2 separate regions of the Homo sapiens genome follow, and region 1 is linked to region 2. Evidence: chromatin contacts called from ENCODE Hi-C or POLR2A ChIA-PET data. All regions are on one chromosome and are shown on one strand. Each heading gives the region's core, a stretch centred on a gene start or an enhancer-like site at or near the end of the contact. The rest is flanking DNA. Distances are from core to core; before and after follow the strand shown. Region 1 overlaps LINC02932 (long intergenic non-protein coding RNA 2932). Region 2 overlaps CDK14 (cyclin dependent kinase 14).

Region 1 (6,317 bases), core at 590-3,089, 240 kb after region 2:
CTAGGTCTGATTAAGACACTTTACTAAACATGAGACTAAATGCAGTAATAACAGAAACCAAGAATCAGGGGGTTAACACTATGGGGTTGTAAATGTATCCCACATGCTGGGCAGGAAGCAAAGACTTAAGATGTAGCCCGTTCACAATCTGAGAACCATTGAGTGATAAACTCCAAACCCCAGAGGCGGTGTACAGGAAAGATCTTCTGTATTGGATTCTGCATGAAGCAGGAATCAGGACCAGAGCTGAGTCTTTAAGGGTGAGAAGAGTTTGGATAGGCAGAAGAGAGGGGTAGAATGCATCTTAACTAACAGGCTGAGAAAAAACACAGATGGGGTTTAAGTCATGATGATAACATTTGTGAAACAGTTAGCTGACCAAGATGATTGACAGAAGTGCTGGGGAGTGGTAGGAGAGCAGGCTTGGGAGTGGGCAAAGGAGTAAGAACTTGCTATAGGAGGCTACAAGGAATCACTACAGGCTCTTGAGTTGAAGAACGATGTTCTTGGTGAATGATTGGTCTGGCAGAGTGGATCTCTCTCCATCCATCTCCTGGCCAACTCTTGCTCTTTGTATAGCAGCTGAGGTTGGATGGAAATACAGCTAACATTTCTGGAGCTTCCCAGGTGAACAGATCTGCAGATGTGTGGGGCAAGACCCCTCATTCACTCCCTTGTCCGAAAATTAACCAGCATGATGGAGACTAGATCACACACTTTCAAAAACAAACCAAGGCCCTCTTCCCTCTAATATGATTTGCCAGATGACAGATGATCCCAATCCCTGTAATTAGTTAGATACTTTAATTGACTTTCAGTGGCAGTAATAAGTAACTGGAGTCCTGGCTTGTAGAATTTCCTTTCTAATTGTCAGTGTTAAACTACTCATTATAGGGATAAATAGCATACCGCTTTATTTAAACAATTTCCTTCATACATGTAAATTCCAGCGGAAGTTCCCAGTATTTTCAGGCCCTTGGGAGAGCTGTTTGGGGTCTAGCAGCAAGGTGATGCATTTTTGAGGGAGCTGCTTAAGCTGGTTGGCTGTTTCATTTGAATAAGCAAGCCACAAGTTTCCAACACTGACGCACTTCCTACTGCTTCGTTTTTTAAAGGCTGTAGAAAGGATAATTGACCACAGCTTGTCAGCAAGAGAGATTTACTGTCATTAGTGCAAACGCAGATGAATTACTTTAATATCATGGAATATAAAAAATGGCCAGATAGTTTCCTTTCTCAGTAAGAGTACTTAAACAGCTTTTCACACTTCACTTCTGCATTTGGGTGTAAAAGAGGGAGGAAGTCATAAAGACCCATGAGTGGGAGTGGAAGGAGGAGTGGGATTAACTTAGCAGAGGTAGGAAAAGGCAGATCTCAAATTCTCAAATCAAATCCAAGTGAACAGACCGGGGTTGCTTGTTTTAGGGTGGTATAAAAGCTAAACAAGCATTCATTTTTTAAAAGTTCCCACTTTTGATTTCTATTTCCAGTATAGTACTCATTCGGAACATTCTTTTACAACTTCGGTTCTTTGTGTTTTGACTCAATTGTAGAAAGAATTAGAAATATTGCAAGGCATATTTTAAATCCTTTATTAAACCATAGACACCAGCTTGGGAGATCTGAATCGTTTTACTCGGGGCCATGCAAAAATTGCCTGTTGATGTGTTCTATTTTGTTTTGTCTTGCTTTTGAACCGTCCATGTTTCTGAAAATTGTGTATAAGCCAGCCAGGGCCCAAGCACAGAGAATGCCTAGAACCTGGAGCAATGTATTTTCATTTTGCTTCCCCATGGTTCTTGTTGCAAACATATTTGCCTCCTAACTCTTAGAACCCAGTGTAAGCTGCCACTGGCAATTATTTCATTTTGATTTTAGGAAGCAGGGCGGCATCCTGTCTGATCATTGAATCTAGACTTGCTTTATAATCTGTTCTTTGCTTCCGCTAAGATACAAATATGTGGGCCTGGTTCCTGTTGCTATTGTAACTGAAATGGAACTAATCTCACTCGTTTCTGTGTGGCTCAGCACTGCGGGTTAATATCTGTGGATGTTGTTGCCAATTGCTATTGCTCTATTAATTCGTGGTATGTGCTATTTGTTCTTTCGAGAGTTATTTTCTCTTTTTTATTTCTCAAACTCTTTGTGACATACCTGAGAAGTGAAAGTAATAGAAATTTCCTTCTGAAAGGAGGGGAGAAAGTCTGTAGAATCCAACTGCATATGTAGTTACTGTGTATTTGGGTGTTTCCCCTTTGCCGCTGAGTGTCATGGCAATAACATAGAAGGAAATGAGTATTTCATAACATAATCTCATTAATAGCTATGCTGTTTAAAACATATAAACAACAGCATAAACAACCTAACGGCACCACAAGCAATGGTCTCTTCTTGCACTGGCCATCTTGTCTCATGGTTGAAGGTGTGTGGGCTGGACTTTTTGGGATCCGTGAGTGGCGGCAATTCCAGAGACTTGGGGGTTTCTAACATTTCAGGTTAGTTGTTGCTTTACCTACATCCCATTAGTCTAGTGAGGCCTTGTCTCTAAATTGCTTTGAAAGTGTCATATTTTGAGTTTACTAATTCCATTTTCAAAATTCAAATGGAATAGAACTCCCAACCCCCTGGCTATTTGTCCAGACTTTGTATGTTTGTGTGTCACAGAGAAAGACATCATATTTATACATAAAGAAAAAATATAGAGAGAGGATAGAGTTAGAAAGACATTTGAGGAAGTAAATTCAAAATTGTTGAAACACAGTTATAAAGTGCTTTTGCTTCCCCATTCCTACAAGATAGGCAGTAATGGAACTACCCTTATCATTGCAAAATGTGTGTGAAATGATGACAACCTTCACAGGATAAAAAAGAAAATGGCAAGAAATAGCAGTGTACCTGACTAGGTCATATTAGCGTATGATGATTCGTTGTTGTAGCCAGAAGTTATTTCATGTTCTCCAACACAGATTGGATCCAGGCCTGACCAGGATGACAACATTTCATCTTGAATGGATAGTCATGTGTCCTTTTAAATAAAATCTACATGTCCTAGCTCTGCTTGTTACGAAGCTTAACTGGCCCATCATGTCTGGTGGAGTGTCTGAGTCTAAGGCAGGTTGGAAATAATGCAGCACCTCAGATGGGAGATGCTTGCAGAAATGTTGGGAAGCACAGACAGAATGCTGATCACCCCTGTAGCCAAGAGTGTGCAAAGCAAACTTACTCCATTTCCAGGACCAGAATGCAGAGGAAATAAGGCAACTTTTAAATTTAAATATGTCAGCTTGCCACTTTCTCCAGGGGTGGTTTGGCCATACGACAGGTTATAAGGAATTTGAAATCTGAAGAAAGGAAGAAAGAGAGAGAGAGAGAGACAAGGAAAGAGAGAAAGAAAGAAGGAAGGAAAGGAGGGATCAAAGTAAGAGAGAAAGAATAAAGCATTAGATTTAGTTTCTGTGCCTGTTTCATATTTTTGCAATGAAATGCTAAATGAGCTGCATTGAATGTTTCACTTGGTTGATGAGTAAATCCAATTCTGGATATAGTGGGCATGTGGTACATGGGCACACTCTCCTGGATTTCATCTGCCTTGAGGGACACACCACTTGTCACTTTCACCCTTACTCTCCTGACGACTCAGATCCTCTTACTGACATTAGAGAGACCATCAATCCCCAGTGACCTGTGCATGTGTATTGGGGAGGGTTGACTTTTAATATATTCCAGTTTGGCATTAATATGTGTGTACCCACTATTGTTGTGTCTTTCCCCCCAAATTTAAATAATTTTATACAGTGCCAAGAGGTATAAAGATGTAAATGAAAATAACTTTTAATCTTACCAACCAGTGATAACCCATTTAATACTTTGCTAAATATCTTTCTACATGTTTTTGCTATGCAAGTATGCACATAAACACACATAGGCATAAACATACATATATTCTTTCAAAAACCCTCCTTTTTCATTTGGAAACATCCAAATTCCCACGCCCATAACTGTGTTCTACATTATTCTCTCAAATGGTTTCTTAGTATTTATTATAGGGTGGTTGTTTTCTTCATTATTAAAAAGTACTCTGCAACTTACATACTTGGGAATACACCTGTCTACATTTTTATGACATCTTTAGGATAAATTTCTAAAAGTAGACTTGTTGATTTGAAGATAATATGTATCTGAAATTTTGATGTGTGGTGTTCCTTTGTTGTCTTTTAGAAAAAGATATCAATGATATTCATCATGAGTGCATCCATGGGAGAGGGTTTTTAAATATATAAGATAATGATGCTTATACGTTTATTTCCTGCCTTTCCATGGTACAGAAAAATAATTACTATGTAAGATTCTTCTTGAAGGAAAAGTCATGCAATATTCAGATGATTATTTTGTAAGTTAAGTTTCTTTTATGATTCCTGGATTTTCATTATTATTTGCTGTTAAAAAGTAGAATTGTTGATTATTATTTTTCTTTTTATGAGACAGAGTCTTGCTCTGTCACCCGGGCTGGAGGGCAGTGGTGCGATCTCGGCTCACTGCAACCTCTACCTCCTGGGTTCAAGTGATTCTCCTGCCTCAGCCTCCTGAGTAGCTGGGATTACAGGTGTGCACCACCACTCCCATCTAATTTTTGTAGTTGTAGTAGGGACAGGGTTTTGCCATGTTGGCCAGGCTGGTCTTGAACTCCTGGCCTCAGGTGATCTGCCCACCTCAGCCTCCCAAAGTGCTGGGATTACAAATGTAAGCCACTATGCCTGGCCATTTCTTTAAGTTTATTTGTGATTTTCAGTTATAATGTTGTGGTTTTGAACTATTTTGTGTGGGCACAGTGACTTTTGGGTAGTTTACAGGCAGGCATACATGCTGGATTTGCTTTGGAGTTTATATTACAAAACAGCTACATGATTCCTATGGACCATGTAATGTAAATGCAAGTCAAAGATATGAGGTGGTTCATCCCCATTCAGCCTGGAAATGAGACCCCACCCCTTGCCCAGCAGCAGGCAGTGAATATATCCAGTCCTATGTACATGTGAAAGTGTGTGCCAGGAAGACACATGCATATATAGATTTGAAAGTTCTTAGCCCATTGCTAATAGAACATGTACACAGTCTTGTGAATAAATAGGACAGGCAAACTGAGAGTGTCATGTATGAGTGTGGGGAGAGGTGAAGCAAGAGTTACTGTGGCTGGAAAATATGAGAAACTTTGGGGAAAAACTGGGGATAATAGCTGCTTCTCTGAGACACCAACATATCTAGACATATCAGCAAAATAATCAAATTAAGGCAAAACATGTAGTCCCTATGGCAAAACGGAATCTTCAACACAAACTAAACACTTGTGTAAATTCGGTTTTTACTGATTTCAGTTTGTGTGTATATGTGTATGACTGTGAGTTTGCATAGATCTCATTGTTAGGAGTAGGAAGACATACATCACACTGCCTGATATATTTTCCAGTGAAGTTCAGTCATTTAAACATGAAATCATAGCCAACCTCTCTGGGTGAAAACATAAGGCATGAGAACGAGTCCAGCACCACCACCATTATTATCTGTTATCTGGGCCCTTCATTAATATTTATGGAGCCCATAGACTAAGCATAGACCCCACTATCACTCAATGAGCCAACACTGTACTCTGAAAATAGTTTAATCTTGGCTTTTAATGTAAAAGCAACAGTTTTTAAATGTTTGCCAGAAAAAGAAAGTTTCCCAAAAAAAAGTTTCTCAAGATAGGCTACGTGGCTTTACAAAGTTCATTTTTCTTGAATTGAGAGCCCATATCCTGTTATAAAATAACCCTCTAGACTATTTTGGCTCCTCTCCCTATCTAAATGGTCATTTTTTGAATTGCATCCCAGAGGGATAATTTTCTCCATCTCTCATTCTGTCTTCTTTTCTTATGCAAAAGGGAGAAAGGGGTAAAAAAAAAAATCCTACAATTTGCTAAGCATCTCATATATGTCAGGCACTGTGCTAAGAATGTCAAATCATTCAGTGCCACAGTTTTACAAGGTAAGTCATGTCACCCAGCTGCAGAGAAGCTAAACATCTGAGGTTTTAAATCTATTAATACTTGGTGGAGAAGGACTCAAACTTAGGTTATCATAACAACAAAGCCACACGCTTTTTCTCTGAGCAGCCTGAGCAAGCAGCAGAGTTCTCAGGATTCTTCATTTGTCTTTGGTATCCATTCTGTGCTCTGCATCACGGGGGGTGCAAAAGAAGTAAGATGTCTTGGTCTTTGCCTGAGGAGAGGTCCTAGAGCCTCTAGTCCATATTACATCAATTGGCTACCCCCAAAGACAGCA
Region 2 (5,744 bases), core at 193-2,692:
TAATATATTGCAAAGTAAGCTAGAGTTGTAAATGTCTTTCCCTGTTTAAAAATGTGAGAGGAAGGTAAGAACACTGTTATTTCACTAGGAGGAGCAGTTGAGTTGAGTGAGTTCTTAAATCATCTTTCCCCACTTTCACTTTTTTTTTTCATTGTTGATCATTTTTGTTATAATTCTATTTACTTCAAAGTAACAATTTTAATTTATTTAGTGCCTGGAGACTTCTTCTTGTAATATTTTCAAAGAAATTATTCTATACATCACTATTAAATGTTTGAGGGATGGGTTTATTGGATGGATAAACTCTAAAGCAGACACTAAAGCAGACCTTTTGGAATTCCAGTCTTATAACTCAAAGGGTGAGCTGCAGCTGTCCACTGCCCAGCTCTATGGATTTGAGTTCAGCATTAGAACACTGCATGAGGTGTAGTTCTTCACCACATGCCATACCCTTGAAAATGTACTGTTTTCAATATGCAGACAGTCCAATCCAAGCAGGTCTCTTGTCCTGACCCTGCACTGCCATACATAGTATTGTTTGGAGGCCCCCAAAGGCTCACCTGCTTGCTTGGAAGTTGCAGTTCATAGCAATTTCTGGAGACATTTGTTTTCATAAGAATGAATCATTAGTTCAGTTACTAAAAGCATTATGTGGATATGATGTTTATCAAAACCCCCTAAACCCCTTGCCATCTAATAGAAAGCAGCTCTTCTAGGAAATTGCAGATAGGATTCTTGAAAGGAAAAAGAGGAGGACCTAAAATAGGAGATGCTTTCCAGGCCCTGGTGGGAGTCCTAGAGAGCCTTGGAAAAGACAATAAAGATCTGTCCAAAGATTCAGGTTGCAAGCAGGTGCCAGGAGGACAAAGAGAAAACTATCTGAGTGGAAGATGGTAAATTTGCCAAAGGCCTAGCCCTGATCACTAGCAGTGGCAACAGCATAAATGTGAAAGCATATGAAACGGACATAGTCAAAGGCCTGACATGCAACTCATCTCCACAGATATAGTTGTGATGGAACTAACAGTTAGCCTTTTGCAATGTACATTGTCACATCCCCACATATGCTTATGGCAGTCTTTTGAGGTAGGGCAGATATTATCATCTTGATTGTATAGCCTAAAATTAAAAACAGGCTTATGAGATCAAATGATCAGCACAATTGAAAATAACAACTAGGAATATATGTACTCCAGTGAATCTTATGAAGGGAATATTATCCATTTTAAAACCCCATATTCATGGGAGCTTATCAATATCTAATTTTATTTTGTTCTCGCCGCAGCCATGGGTGGGGATATCTCTTCTGGGACCTGATGTCATTCCCCATCTAGATTTCATGCAGCCAGGAGAGCTGGGACAGAACAGAAGCCTGACTTCCTCTGTCCTGGGGAAAACAGTGTTTGCAGCTGGCTGACTGCCCACACCACCAACTTGGGCCTCTCCTGCCCACTGCTGGGTAATGCACCATGGGAAAAAGGCTGGCTTTGTGACAGTCTAAGTGCCAGAGATGACAGGCCTGCCTGCTACCCACTCACACCCTACCAGTGAGGTTTGTCACCTCTTCCACACAGCTCCCACTGCCCCCAAGAGGTTAAGCCCTGTCATTTTGTGTCATTGCCAGATTTCTTATCCATGTCTCTTTTTTTGTAGCAAAGAATTCAGTGTCATTAATAACCCCTGGTGATGGCCAAGGGCAGGCCCCATGCTATTTGTTATCTGTTGGACACGCGTTTTTTGATCCCCTTCTGATAGACAGAAAATACCCATCTTCTCTCTTACTAATTGGCAGTATGTGCCAGGCTTGGGAGTTGGCAACAGCCATTGCTTTTCATCCTTTCAGATTACGTGTTGGACTCCTCATCCAAAAGTGCACGCTTACGATGCGGCTAATACCTTCCTCCTGCCATCCAGCTCATTAAGGAATAAAACCCAACCCTACTTCTGAAGTGGCACAGAGCTTCTAGAGGCAGCTGGGCTGCTCATTTCCCTGAAAGGAGGAGATGGAATTAGGCTTTCTCGAAGTCTTCTCCAAACAGATTCTAGAAGCATAAACTGTAGGAGTTCCTCTGTTCTCCCAAATATGCCATGGGTGTTTGTATTCTGCGACTGCCATAACAAATTACCACACATTTATTGGTGTAGAATAGTACAAACATGTTACCTTACAGTACTGTCAGGCAGAAGTCTGGAAGAGCTGAGCTGATTTCTTTTCTCTGGGTCTCACAAGGCCAAAATCAAGATGTTGACCAACTTGGGGTTTTATCTAGAGGCTTTCGGGGAGAATTTACTCCCATGCTCATGCAGGTTGTTGGCAGAATTCAGTTCCTTGGGGGGTATGGCTGAGGTCTCACTTCCTTGCTCGCTGTCTCCACCCGCTCAACGCCTCCTGCATGCTTCATCACATAGCCACCTTCTCCATCAAACAAGCTTCTGATCTCTCTGACTTCCTGTCTGCCCCATTTCCTCTGCCTCCAGCAGGAGAAAGTTCTCTGCTTCTGAAGGTTCATGTAATTAGATTGGGCCCACCTGGTTAATCCAGGTTACTCTCTCTGTACAGTCCCTTTTGCTGTGAAAAGTTACCTGTTCACCAGCTTCAGGGGTTAACAGGTGGACATCTTTGGGGGCCATTTTGCTTATCAGAAGTGGGTACTAGAGTTTCCCATTCAATCCGGAGTCATGGAGTGAAGCAGAGCACAGGGGAGCAAATCCAGTCCTAGCCAGGTCAGACACCGTCTATTTTGCCTGGTCTCTGACCCATCAGGTAACAGGCATAGGCTTCTGACTTCAAGTTGCCTGGTTCACAACTGGTATCTTTAAAATTATGTATAAGGAAGAAATCAGTTTTTATCTCTAGCACAGAGGAAAAAGAGATTATGCTCAAGAAGGCCGCTGGCCTCTGAGGTAACTGAAAGTTTGGCCCGACATTTCTAGGTCTGTGCTGACAAATGCAGTAGCCATTAGGCCTCTGTGGTTCCAGGGCACTTAAAATGTGACTACTGTGATTTAGGAACTGAATTTTTTTACTATATTTAAATGTAATTAACAAGAGTTAAGGGCCACATGTGGTTGGTTGCTGCCATATTGGGTGACACAATTCTAGATCATTTAAATGCTCGTCAGTGTAATACAAATGTGGATGTCTGCTGCTTTGGAAACACTACACTAAAGAGTCATTGCATTTTGCACTCAAGTGTCCAGAGATCTTGCTTTTTATTTTTGCTTCTCACCCCTATCTTTTATTTGTAAACACCCTGAGTATAATAGCTCTGGAGTACCCAATAAGCATAATAAATCTGCAGGGGGAATAGTGGAAATATCAAAGAACATCAAGCAGACATTCCTTTCCCTGCCTCCTCCCCTCCAGAAGCCACGCTGTTCCCTCCTGAGGGGCGCAGCCTGTTGCAAGTGTCTCTATTCCTTTCTCCTTCTTGTGTTGTCTCTCTCTCTTTTCTGTTGGGAACTGTTAGGGGTTAGACACACAGCTCTCTACCCTTTTTGAACTCCCTTAAGAATTCACCTCTCTGCTGTTGTTCCCGATCTCCTTGATCTCCCCTAACTCTACTCAGAAAACACCGTAAAGGCTCAGCTTCCTGTTCATCACATATGAGATGCTATTGAGAGGGGCTCCATTTTCTAAATAAGCCTTCCAAATAAAGAGCTGATCCAGGTCTTCCTCACTGGGCCCCTGTGGGTGTGTGTGTGTGTGTGTGTGTGTATATATCTTAATTCTTAAGTTTTAGGACATTGAAAACTACCACATTTTACAAAGTGAAGCATGAACAGAAATGCAGTCATTTTTACCTCTCCTTATGTAAAAGAAACACATGATATGTGATACCTTTCCTCAAATTTATTGATATCATTTTCATTTGATTAAGAAAATATTTACAAATTTAGTGAATGTTCAGCCTCAAAATAAAGATGAATATAAGAAGTCACTGGAGAAAAACACTATTCGCTTTTAGCGTTTTTGTTTTGTTTTTTTGCAGCTTTATTGCCCAGGCTGCAGTGGCATGATCATGGCTCACTACAGCCTTGACCTCCAGGGCTCAAGCAATCCTCCCACCTCAGCCTCCCAAGTAGCTGGGACTATAAGTACCTACCACCATCCCTAGCTAAGAAAGAGATGATTTTAACAACAATGTCATCCCTAGTATCCACTGTTACCCATTCCACCTTCTACTTATTTGATTTTCATGAAACAATATATCCCTCTCTTCATTTGGGGAGACTTTATAATACTGGGGCTCAATTTCTATTCATTGTGAGGATAGAGCTCCTAGAGTATTCTTATTAACACCTGCATCTAACATGTTGTGTACATAGTGGTCTTACTGACCTAAGAATATACCATCAATAAATAGTATTGACATAGCAAAGAAAAAAACAGAAGAGAGGAAGGAAGGTTGCACAAGCTAATTATTGACACAAATAGCAATTAAATGCTTGGAGCCAGCATCATCTTTGGTAGCATAGGAACCAGGTTCATCCCTAGTTCCACTACTGAGCTGTGTAATATTCAGGAAGCTCATTAACCTCTCTGAGCCTCAGCTTTTCAATTTGTATAACCTCTTGGCAGGATTATTGTTTAATCTTTAAGTAAGGTAAGGGTATAAATTACTGGGTACCTTACTAGACACAGTCCTTTGGCAAATATTAGTTTACCTCCCTTCTCTTTTTCAGTGCTCCCTGTCCTACCTCCCAGTGAGAGCGTTTCATTCAGCTCCGAATAAGCAATTACTCTTGAACATGGATACCACTCCTACATAGAGTCCCCAGACATCTTCTGGAATATTCTTTTTACCTTCTTAGGGGCACATGCTGAACTGCTTGGTCACCAAAACTTTTTTTTTTTAATGCTTGTTGTGTAAAAACAAGATTTCCCCTTCCTCAACAGTTTCTTCCTAAGAGTGGTGTGTTAACAAATAGCGTTGTACATAATTAATGCAATACTGTGATTTGTTCTTAGTCTTGAAACACATTTTATTAGACAGTTTTCCAAATTAGATTGAAAGAAACCCATAGACAGGTCACTGTTACCAAGTTCAAATGTCTATTGGACCTTTTCTTGTAATATAACCTGTACACAAACTGATGGATAACCCTAAGCCAGATGTGTGGGATCTGGGCATCCATTTGGCCCAGTCATTTCAGAGGTGAGACTAAAAGTAATTATCCTTGCTGTTTACAGCATTTAAAGGGGGAAGGTAGATGAATTATCTCTCAAAACACAATGAATAAAGGCTGGGAGCATGGCCATGCCATATCTGTTGTGGTGAGGAAAATGGGAAGGGGATTCTGAAAGTAACTGGCCTTTTTCTTTTAGACACTGAGCCACATCCATACCCTAAGGCACAGATCCCATGTTAAACGGTTATTTCCATCATGGCAGTGACATTTACTTTAACAACAGATTTCATTATGTCTTTAACAACAACAAAAATGCACTGAAAAGCCTGAAACACACACATACACAACTCCCAACACAATTATTTTTCTGTCTTCTCTGAAAGAATATTTTAAAATCATTTCAACATCTTTGGGATTTCAGAAAAATCTAGTATTGGTTTACAATGGAAGTCTCATAGAGTTTATATATATGTGTGTGTGTGTGTGTGTGTGTGGTTATTATTACTCAGACTATAAATGAGACAAATGAATAGAAATATTAAAGGGATCAATATTCTGGCCCTCATTATATTGTTATACAGCATATCTTTGTGTATCTCTATGTGAATTCT

Evidence for each region. Hi-C counts contacts between places; a loop is a spot of excess contacts on that map. ChIA-PET counts read pairs that join two places held with the same protein, here RNA polymerase II (POLR2A).
Region 1: a loop to region 2 is called in a map of A673, with 3 times the contacts of the local background. The contact joins two enhancer-like sites. A Hi-C loop is called at or near these places in 1 of 168 maps with a recorded cell type or tissue (A673). POLR2A ChIA-PET finds 5 or more read pairs at or near these places in 1 of 52 experiments (A673).

Annotation. Positions count from the first base shown.
Region 1 is chr7:91,324,757-91,331,073 of GRCh38, forward strand. The region is part of intron 3 of LINC02932 (long intergenic non-protein coding RNA 2932); the gene reads left to right. Among named protein-coding and RNA genes, the nearest start is that of LINC02932, 17 kb to the left of the region's middle. Within about 2 kb of position 1,840, at least 3 of the 41 ENCODE cell types and tissues checked have a DNase peak (open chromatin) inside an H3K27ac peak, as active enhancers do; they include A673, where a contact is called at or near this core.
Region 2 is chr7:91,082,967-91,088,710 of GRCh38, forward strand. The region is part of intron 12 of CDK14 (cyclin dependent kinase 14); the gene reads left to right. Among named protein-coding and RNA genes, the nearest start is that of FZD1, 180 kb to the right of the region's middle. Within about 2 kb of position 1,443, at least 7 of the 41 ENCODE cell types and tissues checked have a DNase peak (open chromatin) inside an H3K27ac peak, as active enhancers do; they include A673, where a contact is called at or near this core.